Linked DNA regions of Homo sapiens: region 1 is linked to region 2. The links are chromatin loops, found by intact Hi-C in ENCODE. Cell type or tissue: IMR-90. All regions are shown on one strand. Each heading gives the region's core, and the rest is flanking DNA. Links, peaks and the distances in the headings are about the cores only. Region 1 overlaps CCDC102B (coiled-coil domain containing 102B). Region 2 holds the start of DOK6 (docking protein 6).

What was found. A loop is a pair of places that touch in the nucleus more often than their neighbours do. Peaks named below come from ENCODE experiments on the same cell type or tissue, not always from the same donor. Only the 100,000 strongest peaks of a DNase experiment are listed, where the experiment ranks them.
Region 1: it touches region 2 in a loop (4-fold over the local background); 5 of 110 quality-filtered maps call a loop at or near these places.

The regions. Positions count from the first base shown.
Region 1 is chr18:68,844,316-68,849,707 of GRCh38, forward strand. CCDC102B (coiled-coil domain containing 102B) reads left to right here. Exons shown (of 8, transcript NM_024781.3): 4 at 1,998-2,106. Among named protein-coding and RNA genes, the nearest start is that of CCDC102B, 49 kb to the left of the region's middle. In IMR-90, for the core only: a CTCF peak has its summit at 3,140; a DNase peak (open chromatin) is centred at 3,166.
Region 2 is chr18:69,397,547-69,402,938 of GRCh38, forward strand. DOK6 (docking protein 6) reads left to right here and starts at 3,342. Exons shown (of 8, transcript NM_152721.6): 1 at 3,342-3,764. The coding sequence starts at 3,699. In IMR-90, for the core only: no CTCF peak of the experiment used is centred there; a DNase peak (open chromatin) is centred at 2,865; H3K4me3 peaks cover 1,951 bases; H3K27ac peaks cover 817 bases; H3K27me3 peaks cover 692 bases.

The sequences.
Region 1 (5,392 bases), core at 161-5,160, 550 kb before region 2:
AAATTAATTTTAAGGAGGAACATAAATATATGCTTCATTACACAAATGCAGTTAATTAAAATCTTTTATAAAAATATTTTATTAATTTAACATATGCCATTTGCTTTTTCAGTTTTTCAGTTACTGACAAGACATTCCCACATCCTACACAAGAAAATCTAAAAAATTAAAATTATAAATATGGTGATTCTTATCTTAAACATTCCAATGAAGTTACAAACTTAGTACAATTTTATTATAATTTTCAATGTAAATTCACAGGTCTAAGTCAATACTCAATATCTTTTAAATATTCTATTTTATCACCCAAAACTTAAAATGCACTCAAATGTTAGATATGCAATATATTTCACCATATGATGATTTGTACATATACTTTCTAAATCTAACACAAAATACTAATACTTACTGATTTATTATTTCTCTATTTAATTATTTTCCTCTCATCATCTCAAACGCAAGTAGTAAAACAAAAATTATATCATTATAAGCAACTTGGGTGTCCTCAGCTGGCTAGGTTTACTTTTCTATCTGAAATTGTGACCGCTGTGGTTAATCTGGATTATAAACATTCATATTCAGTGTTCAGAAGACCTAAACTTTCAAGTTGAGTCTCTTTGTTTGTTAATTTTGTTTAATATATTTGCTATGTTAATAAGGGATTCCGGATCAGAGTCCTATAAGTGGTGCTTTGCACCATTTTTTTGCAACCTATGTCTTTTGAGGTTAAGCTAAGCTCTAACTAATTCTTTTATATCCTCTTTCAATTTTGTGGCTTGATTTATGTAAATATAATTATATAACTTTTTAATAGGCTGCTTCTCCATTTGATTGAATTAAACTAATATATTTACAGCCTAACACTACTTTGAATTATCATAGTATTGTTACCAGGAAGAATCATTTTTCTTATAAATATGTAAATGACATTCAATATTGATTCTGCATGCATTTTCTAGCTCTGTGAATATGTTTCTAAGATCTTTCTAGTGACATTTAATATCACTGAAATAGATCCGTATATTAGTTAATTATGAATACAGTAAGTATGTAACTAACAATCACAAAATCTCAGTGTCATATAACAATCAAAGTGTATTTACCTGGAGCTCAAACATATAAGTTGTTTTCAAATTTTTGTTTCTATCATCTCTGCTAATATCTCATTGTCAAATCCTAGAATTGAGGAATGAGGAAAACAACTCTGTCCGTGGAAATGGAGGAATATCAATGAGTATTTTTGAATAGTAATCAAATCTACCTTACAGATAAGAACAGGCCAGCTTCAAAGGTCAATATATGTTCATTACAACCAGAAATAAAACAATTATCAATGACTCAGACATTGTGGGCAAAACAAACAAACAAAAATCCAGTGGTTGGTGTATTAAAGGACTAAGTTTTTATCCTAGTTCTGTTGCTAGTTCTACAAATAGAGAAATTAATTTCAGTCCTTTAGAATAATTTAAATAAGGATCCCAGTGAAATTTCTTTATTACAATCAAATTTGAAATATTTAAAATTATTTTTAGATCCCCAGTAAATGACTATTTTTTAAGATTGTTAGGTGGCTTGTTGGAATTCTGGGTCATTTCAAATGATTTTTTTCATTCACATAATAGCCACAATATGAAGATGGATAGAATTCCATGTTAAAATTAGAAACATATATATCCTCCTATGTAAGAGAATATTATGAGTGAAAGGAATTGAGAGGCAAGCATGAAATACACAGAAGAAAGCAAGCAGAATGTCAATACTGGCAAAGCCAAATTAAATATATGTAATCTACTGTAAAGTTAATTGTCAGAATAATAAACTAAAATACTTTTATTCAATATTTATAATTTTTAATGAGTTGCAAAATGTTTTCTCTCATTAAGATGATCAGTTACAAATATCAAAAATTAGGAAAATGCCTATAAAATTGAATGCATCCTTGAAAGTATTTTAAAATTGAAGCCGACTTTTTTTCTTTTAATTCTTAAATTATTTAGAATGCGCACAGCTTTGGAAAAAGAAATAGAGAGACTGGAGTCGGCTTTGTCTCTGTGGAAGTGGAAGTATGAAGAACTGAAAGAATCAAAGCCAAAAAATGTGAAAGAGGTATGGGGGAATATGATGTAAAGGAAGAAATGAAGCCTAGCTTTTTCTTTCTTTGGATATGTAAGCATGTGGGCAGAAAGGCACAACAGATAAGAGGAAGGGAGGTTAAAAATTGGAATTTCCTCTATAAGAGTAATACTTGAAATCACTTGTCAATAGTGGGCTTGGTCAAATTCAGACTCTATGACATCTTGTTTTTATTTACACATTTGTGTCAGTTTTATATTGGTCATTATTTATTTTCAAAAATCTTATTCTATATATTTAAGATATAAAAATGATGTTTTGATATCCATATTGATAGTTAAATGGTTAATGATGAGCTACATGACACAATTAATACCCATTCTAGGCACATTAGAGGGGATGGTTAAAGATATCCTCTGATAGCACACCATCTATCATAAATGACTTTATCTTATTCTTTCATGAAGCAGCCTGATAATATCAATTTATCTCAGGCATATTGAGGTTCTTTTCATATCGACATTGTAGTTATTTGGGATCAGCCACTTGCCAGGGTACTTTTCTTTTGCATTTTCATCAATAAAATGCCATCATGAACGTTTCCCATTTCGATGATTTATTACCATTTATTATTTGAGTAATATTTTACATGTTATGTGTATTAAAGCATGGTATTACATAAGTGTGTGGGAAAGAATAATGAGTAAAGAAAAGAAAAATAATGGGCAAAATAATGACTATTTTTACATGAGTTAACATTTAGTGGGTGTGTGTGCAATATAAGTATAAGGTATGCACATGTATACGTCTGTGCACAAACATATACATGGATATACGGATCCATAGTATTTCTATGCACAGGAACCTCTCTGGGTATGGCGTTCACAATACATTGATGTATAGTGGAAAAATAGTTCATGACACAAAAACACATTATGTTTAGAATGTGTGTTTATGTGCTCTATAATATAATGGGTTCGAATTTTGACTGAAAAAGCTAATATTTAAGATGCAATTAGTGTAAAATTTAAGTAAAAAAAAGAATGCATTTACTACCTCTTGCCACTAGTGTGCAGCACAGACTTGTTAATCTTCCTCTTAGTTTCATAAACCTTTATTTGAGTAACATTTATGTAGCAAATATACTGAAAAAGTCAAGTTTTTGAGTTGGTTTAAAAAGCAATATGTGTATCTGAAAAGGTTTAATGTTTTATATTCAAATATGACTTTTGGTAGCAAAGTAAGTGAGAGAAAAAATAAAAGTATGACATTATACAGTGTAAGGTGGATCTGATGACCATTCAGAAATATGTATTAATACATATATGATGCTTTTGGTAGATAAAATGCTGATAGGGTTTCAGAACAGGAGAAACCTCAAAATTGTGAAAAATTTGTCTTTTGAGTGCATATTTCAGTTAAATGAACCACAAAGTTGAATAATGAAGGCAGTGAATGTAAAATTTTGTAGACATTGAAAATTTATAAATATAAAGATGAAACATTGTTTGAATTATTTATATGGAAATTTTTTAAAAATATGTCTTTTCATTCCTAACATACATTTCTGATGTTCTTATGTTTTTTTGAATAAATGTGTTATATACATATGTTTAAATTATTTTTATAAAATAAGGTGAAATTTTTAAAAATGTTTAAAAACTAAACAAACAATACTACTTAGAATGAGTTTAATTATTTATATATTCTTTGTTTAATCATTTCTTATAATGGGTTATAACAGACAAGAATTTTAGGCTATATTTAGAAATAGTATTGTAGCACAAGTATAAGAGTAAAATATTCAAAGTCTCCGTACAGTTGATTGACAATCAGAAGGTGTGTCATGATTCATTCTTTAAAATTTCATGTAAATTATTCTTTCTTACTCCCTTTTTCCTCAACAATTCTGATAATGACCTTTGCATTTATCGTAGCTCATCATCTCTATGAATGTTTGAATACAAGTGTAATTTCTGTTGTAGATGCCTAAAATGTTAAAAGCAAATACATGCCTGTCTAAGAACTGCTGATGGAAAGATTAGCAATTGTTAAAGTTGGAAACAGATGTGCTTAATAGACCTAGAATTGTAAAAATGCATTTGAAAGTCTGGTGTGCTTTTAGAGGGAAATCATTCTTCAATTACTGACACATATAGAGAAGAGAAAAGATAAGAATTTAATTGTAAAATCTAAGTGTTTAAAATACAACCAAGACAATGCATAGTAGAGGTAATTATATCCAAAGTGCTGTTTCCATGCTGAATTTAATACTTACTCAGCTTTTCCTTTGCAAGTCTGTCTATATTGATTCAGAATTAAATTATGAATTCTGAGTGTGTGGAAAGGATCATTTATGAAATTTCATGGTCTAGAGGATCAAACATTCATGTAGGTAACATTGATTACTCATAATTCTGGCACCTCATTTTAACAGTCAGTGACTCTGATTCTTTCCATAATGGAAGAGATTCTTTGCCACATGTGAGAATACTTGCTAACATTTAAAAATTAGTCTCAAGGTAAAAAATTTTTAAAAAGTAACTTTTAATTTTCTTTGAACATTGTGAGCATTTGCTTGGAATGTTCTAATATATTTTCTTAATAAGTCATCTTTTTGTGATCATAACAATGTGCCTAGTAGCTTATAATTTATAATATTATTTCATAAATATTTATAAATACTTTCAGAGACACAGGCATTGTTGGGCCCCTTTATGGCTTACATTGAAGCCTTATTTTAAACACCTCAAAATACCTTTCTGATTTGGGAGAAAATAGAAAATTAGAATTACTAGTGGTATGTAGCTAAAATTCTGTACTCACACCTTATCTTTTTAAAACATATGGCATATAGGAGCTATTCTGCGTACATCAAGGCAAGGTCCTTGAAGATAGTTATTAGAAATAGGTGTATGGTGGAATATTAGCGCAGTTCTGAGCTTACTGCTAATTTTGAAACATTGCCTCTTATTGCTATTCCTGTGGCTTAAAAAATTATTCCATAGAAGTGACTATAAATATTAATGTATCTTATCGACTCTGCCTCCAAACTGGATCTCACATCATTCTTTCCATCCTTGCTACTTCCCCGGACAGGGCCACTATCATCTCCTTGCCTTTTCCTTCCAGGTCTATTTACCACCACTGTTGACCTATTAAATTCATTGTACACCACCAAGCAGCATGATATTTCTAAGACATTACATCGGATCGTATTAGCCCATTGTTTGAAACACTTCAGTGAATTATCTGTTACTCAGTGGATAGCTGCCTTCCAAGTAATTCAGCAGTCCAAGGAAGTCCACATTCACCTGCC
Region 2 (5,392 bases), core at 229-5,228:
CCCATATATGTCTTTCCTTATATTGTCAAAAAAAAAAAAAAAAAGCAGTGAAAGGGCAAACCAAAAACTAATAAAAATTGTTTCTTACAAAGAGAGGAAGGGAAAGAAATGAGAGCTATATCTCTCAACGTGCCTTATTTGATATGTCTGACTTTGGAAACTTGTAAATATTTCGCATAGTGAGTATCTCAAAGGAAAAGAAGCGATCCTTAAATATGGAATATGTCAACATTAATTTGAATTGAAAATATCCTTTGAAAGTGAGCATTTTTTCTTTTAATATATATTTCTGAAATTAAAAAAAAAGATTCCTTGCTTTATAACTGAAAAGCATAAAACTAGTAGCAAAAAAACACCACTAGCAACCAAATTATGGGAAATGAATTTCATTTCTCATTAAAACAAATGAAGGTTCCAAATGAAATAATGAATTCCAGGTCTGCAGTTGGAAATGTATTAGATAAGCATGGGATACCTTGTTATTGATCACAGCCAGGCCAGTAAAGTTCATGGTTACCTGTTCAAAATGCAAAAATGTCTATGGAAGCAGCTCCTTCTCACCTAAGATGGGGTAGTTCAGACACCAAAAAGAATAATGACTGTGACGCCCTGAAATACATCAAATATACAAAACTGCATTTTTGAAAATGATATTCCAAAGGGAGCAGGGATTCATTTTTAGTTTGCTAGAACCCATTCAAGATTTCTAAAACATGGATAATAATGGTTAAGAATCAAGCCTGCCTTTCTTATAGGGTGTCTATTTCAGGGGAATTCTCTAATTTGTGAGGGAAAGAACTTTTGTTTATGTGTTTGTTTTTTAGAAGAGGGTATATACTCATAAACTCAAGAATAAAGATAAATTAGAAAATCACAACTTTGCAATCCCTAATGAAATAATGTATCTAAGCAATGATCATCAGTGGCTGCAAAAACCACTAGTTGGAAGGTTGGTGGAGAATTTTATAATTCTACAATTTCATATAATTTATATTTTATAATTTTATAATGTATGGATGAGTGTTGACAACACTTTAATCTTCTAATCAATTGGACAGCTAGATATTTTGTTCCTTTGGTATGATTCAGTAGAATATACACAGCATCTTTTATTAATTATTTTGAAAAAAAGGAGAATGCAGGTAAGTTTCTAAGTCACATTAGTAGGAAACATGGGACTTGGGTGAACATATTTAATTGATGCTATGCAACCAAATCCAGAACTGGGAAAATTTACATGACAGATAACCTACTGCTTTCAAGAAGCAAATAAAGATCATAAAAAGAGGGACACACATACATAAAAATTGCTGTATCACAAATTTAAAAATAAAAGATAAATGAGAATATTGAAGTCATGCTAGGGTGTTACAAAGACGTTGATAAACATGAATGTAGGCACAGTGATCACATACATAATCATTAAAAGCTACGATTATTGATCACACCTGTTACTTATGTAAGCACTAAGATTGTTGCTGAGACAAAACTAATCCCTGACTTCAAAGAACTGATAATTGACTTGTGAAACAGATGATTATATAAATAGGAGAAGGAGTCAGTGGTCATAGAAATCACTGTAGACCTCAAATCAATCTTGAAACGTGTGGCTCTGCAACTGAATGTCTGTGAGCCTCAATTTCCTCTAGTAACTGGCAACCACATTTAACATATGTGGTTGCAAAGAGGGCTGAATGAAATCACTTATTTAAAGCATTTACAAACCTAAAGCAGTCTTTACATTTCTAAAAAAAATGGCCATGCAGCGTATGAAATAGTAAGAAGTGGGTGGAATAGACAAGCTGTGCCAGGTATTTAGAGGAAAGAATTACAAGGAGTTATCAGAGAGTTTATGCAAATTTTCTGAGAAGGTCAGAGCTTGAGCCCATTCCAGGGAGTTTATGCAAATTTTCTGGGAAGGTCAGAGTTTGGGCCCATTCCAGAGTGACAGCGGAAAGGATTTTACCATGTTATCCTTAGTATCTGATCTGCCCCAGCATCTGGTACTTTGCACGGTGGAAGGTTTTTTTATTTAAAAAAAAAAAAAGGCTAGCCCACATTAATGAATGAATAGGAATAGTGTGCTGTTAAAGCAAGTAAGAATTTCCATTGGTTTACACGGGCTCTAGATGGAGATTTCTGCAAAGGATGAGACAAAAATCTCCCTTGGATGCTCATCTGGTTGGACTGAGCTACCTTGTCCTTCAAGTTTTTACATTCCCCCCACAACCTCATTCAAGTAAGTTTCCTTTCTTTCTATTATTGTGTTTCAAATGGGGTAGGAAATTTTAAATGAGAACCTGGAAAAATACTGCTCACCGTAATAAACAAACATCATCTTTTGAACTTTTACTAAATATAACTCTTGCAGGAGTCACCTTAAAAATTGTCAATCTTTATACATTTTACTAATTAGAAACATCCTTAGAAGTAAGTACTAAATGTTCTAGCCTATAGTAAAAATCCATATGTTGCCTCCGGCCAAAACTCAACATCGCTCTTTTTCCTCGAATCTTTCACAAAAACATAATCCTAAAAATTAAAACATCTTTACAATAATGAAAAACCTACTTTTAAAATGCCATGTGTTTCTACATTAAGGGGAGAAAGTTTTTCATTTTTTGTTTGTACAAGTTGAGCATTTCAGGAAGTCATTGGTATCCATTGATAACAACCACGTTCTCCATTTTCCCAGAAGAGCCAGGAGCCACTTTCAGTCCTAGTTAACGAAAACGCATGCATAAATCAACCACTCGGGTCGGTCGGTCTTCTCCACTCCTTCAGCAGAGGACGTCGGCGCCCGGCTGCCTCGCCCGCCTGCCTGTCTCTAGGCTGCGGGAGGATTAGACACATGCGCACGATTGGTCTCTTTGTGTGCACCAGGAAGGGTCTGGCGTCGATTTACACTTCCTAACGGGGCAGAGACCTGGAACGGCCGCGAGTGCTTGGGAATAAAAATGTACTGTAAACAAGGCCAATGAAATAAGTGTCTCGCTCCCGCTGGCCTTCCGCGTTGGAAGTGTCCCCACTGCCCTTTCCCCGCTGCACAGCTTGCGAGTGGAGATTTAGAGCCCGGGAATGAGGCGCCGTGTCCTTAGGAATCTCGCGCCCGGGGAGCGCTGAGGGACCGGGGAGCCGGGTGGGGAGCGGGCCTCGGGGCGCCCGGCGGCGGAGGCGCTCCCACCCGCGCGGAGAGGGATGGAGCGCGTCTTGCGAGCGTCTCCGAGCCCAGCCACCCCACGGGCCAGGGGGAGGGAGCGGGGCCGGCGCATCAGCCCGCCCCCCCCGGCCCGCCCCCTCCCCCCGCGCCGGGGAGCCGCGGTGGTGCGCTCCGGCCAGCTGTGCGCCGCCGAGCGAGGCGCCAGCCCGTGGGTGCTGCCGGGGGCGGCGGCGCGGTGGGGGCTCCCGCAGCTGGCGGAGGCGCGGGCCGCGGCGCTGGGCTCGCGGCGGGGAGCGAAGGTGAGCGCCAGAACGCGGAGGGCTGGCGCGGCTCGCGGCGCCGGGCCCCGTTCCCCGTCCGCGGCGGCCCTGCAGGCGACCCCGCGTCCCCACCGGCGGGAGCTCGGGGAAGAGCGGGCGGCGGCGCTGCTGCTGGCGGCGGCCGGCTGGATGCGAGACCCGCGCAGACCCGGCGGCGGACGGCGGCTCTCGACTCCGGAGAGCGGATCGCGGGGCGCAGGAGCCCGATCGCGCTGGCCATGGCCTCCAACTTTAACGACATAGTCAAGCAGGGCTACGTGAAAATCCGCAGCAGGAAGCTTGGGGTGAGTGGCTCGCTCGGCTTGCTCCTTCCCCGGCGCTCGTTCGGCCCGGCTGGCTGCCTGGGGGGGGGGCAGGGAGAGGTGACCCGTGCGGGTACAGGGCAGAGAGGGACCCGGCCCTTAGGCGGATGGCCCGCTTGTTGCTTGGCCAGGTGGGGGCCCACACCTGCCGGGGGGCTCCGCAGACGGACCTGGGGACTCCAGGAGCGCCTGAGTCCCCATCCTCGAGTGCACCGGGCTGTCTTCGACCGTGCGGGGAAGTCAGTAGACGAAAGGGGTTGTCAGTTCCAACGAGGAACGTGCCTTGGAGGAGGTTTCTTTGCGGTGCTATCCACGATGGTCTGTTCTCAAAAGTGTGCGCCTTTCGGGTGGAACTGCTGTGTGTGGCGACGCTCGCGTGTGTTTAGAATCACCATTTTCTGGTCTCCGCTTCCCAAGCTCAATTCGAAATTCCCGTCTGATGCCCTCCCAGCGCCGCGCGTCCCTGCCGGCTGTAGTTTAGGGCGCCTTCGCCGTGGCCGAGGGCGGCTCCCGCGCCCCGCAAGTGCTCCCCTACCCGGGGACCCGCGCCCGCGTGCAGGCAGGTGTGTGCCCCGCGCCCGCCCGCGGTCACTGCTCCGTGACGGCAAAGTTGATGGAGACCTTTCCCTATTCTTGAGAGATGCGCTGCCTGGCTTGGGAGGGAAACCGTGTAGAACCCAAGGGTTCAAAACTATTCTAGTGACCAGACGAGGCGGTAGGAGGGACTCACGGGAGGCAGCGGGACAGGAGGGGCTGTCACCTGGGCGGGAGCAGCCTAGACTTGGGACGCGAGAGAGAGGATGGAGGGATGGGCAGGAGGTCCCTGGGGAGCGCGCGATGTAGGGTGGCCTGGGAGGCTGACCCCGGCTGGCTGGTCCAGAAAAGCGAGGGGAAACTCGTCTGGGAAAGAAAGGGCCCCTGTTCCAGACTCTGGTTGTGTCTACCTCACTGTTCTCCAACTTCCAGTTCTACCAAGCTCCTGCCTCCCGGGGCAAAGGGTCCTTGAGCTAGAACCTTTCCTGTGTTCCCTGATGACTGGATGAATCCTCCAACTTGGAGAAGGGGAAAAAGAGGGGAGGACTTTGCTAATTTTTGTGTAAAAAAGAAAGCAAAAGAAGGGTAGTGTTAGAGAGTGGAAGAAAGATAAGGTAGAATCCCCGAAAGAGGGCAGATCACCAAGCACCAGGAGTCGCTTTGTCGGGAGTTGGCGGCGCCAGGTGTTGGGGACAGGAGGACGGGAAAGGCAGACTTGACTCTTGGTGCTGCCTCTGCTGGGTTTCGCATTAAAGGTGCAGACTGTACCCCAAGGACAACAGGGGCCCATTCTGGAACTTCAGCAGCTCTGTAGTAGGCTGGGAGGCTGCAAGAGCGAGTGCGGAGCTGGGTGACAGCAACGCCCCCCTTCCTCCAGCCTGGAGCCAACGTGCGCTGCCGTGAGCCCCACCAAGGCGAGAGAGAGCAGGCGCCAGAGTCAGATCCTCGGCCAGGTTTCAAGGGCTTTTCTTGGGTAGAAGAAAGCGCCTCATTCTTTTCCAGGCATATAAGGACGAACCCACGGGAAAAGCTGCGGTTCTCCAGGAGTCTGGTTGTTCCTCGCAGCCGGGACGGAA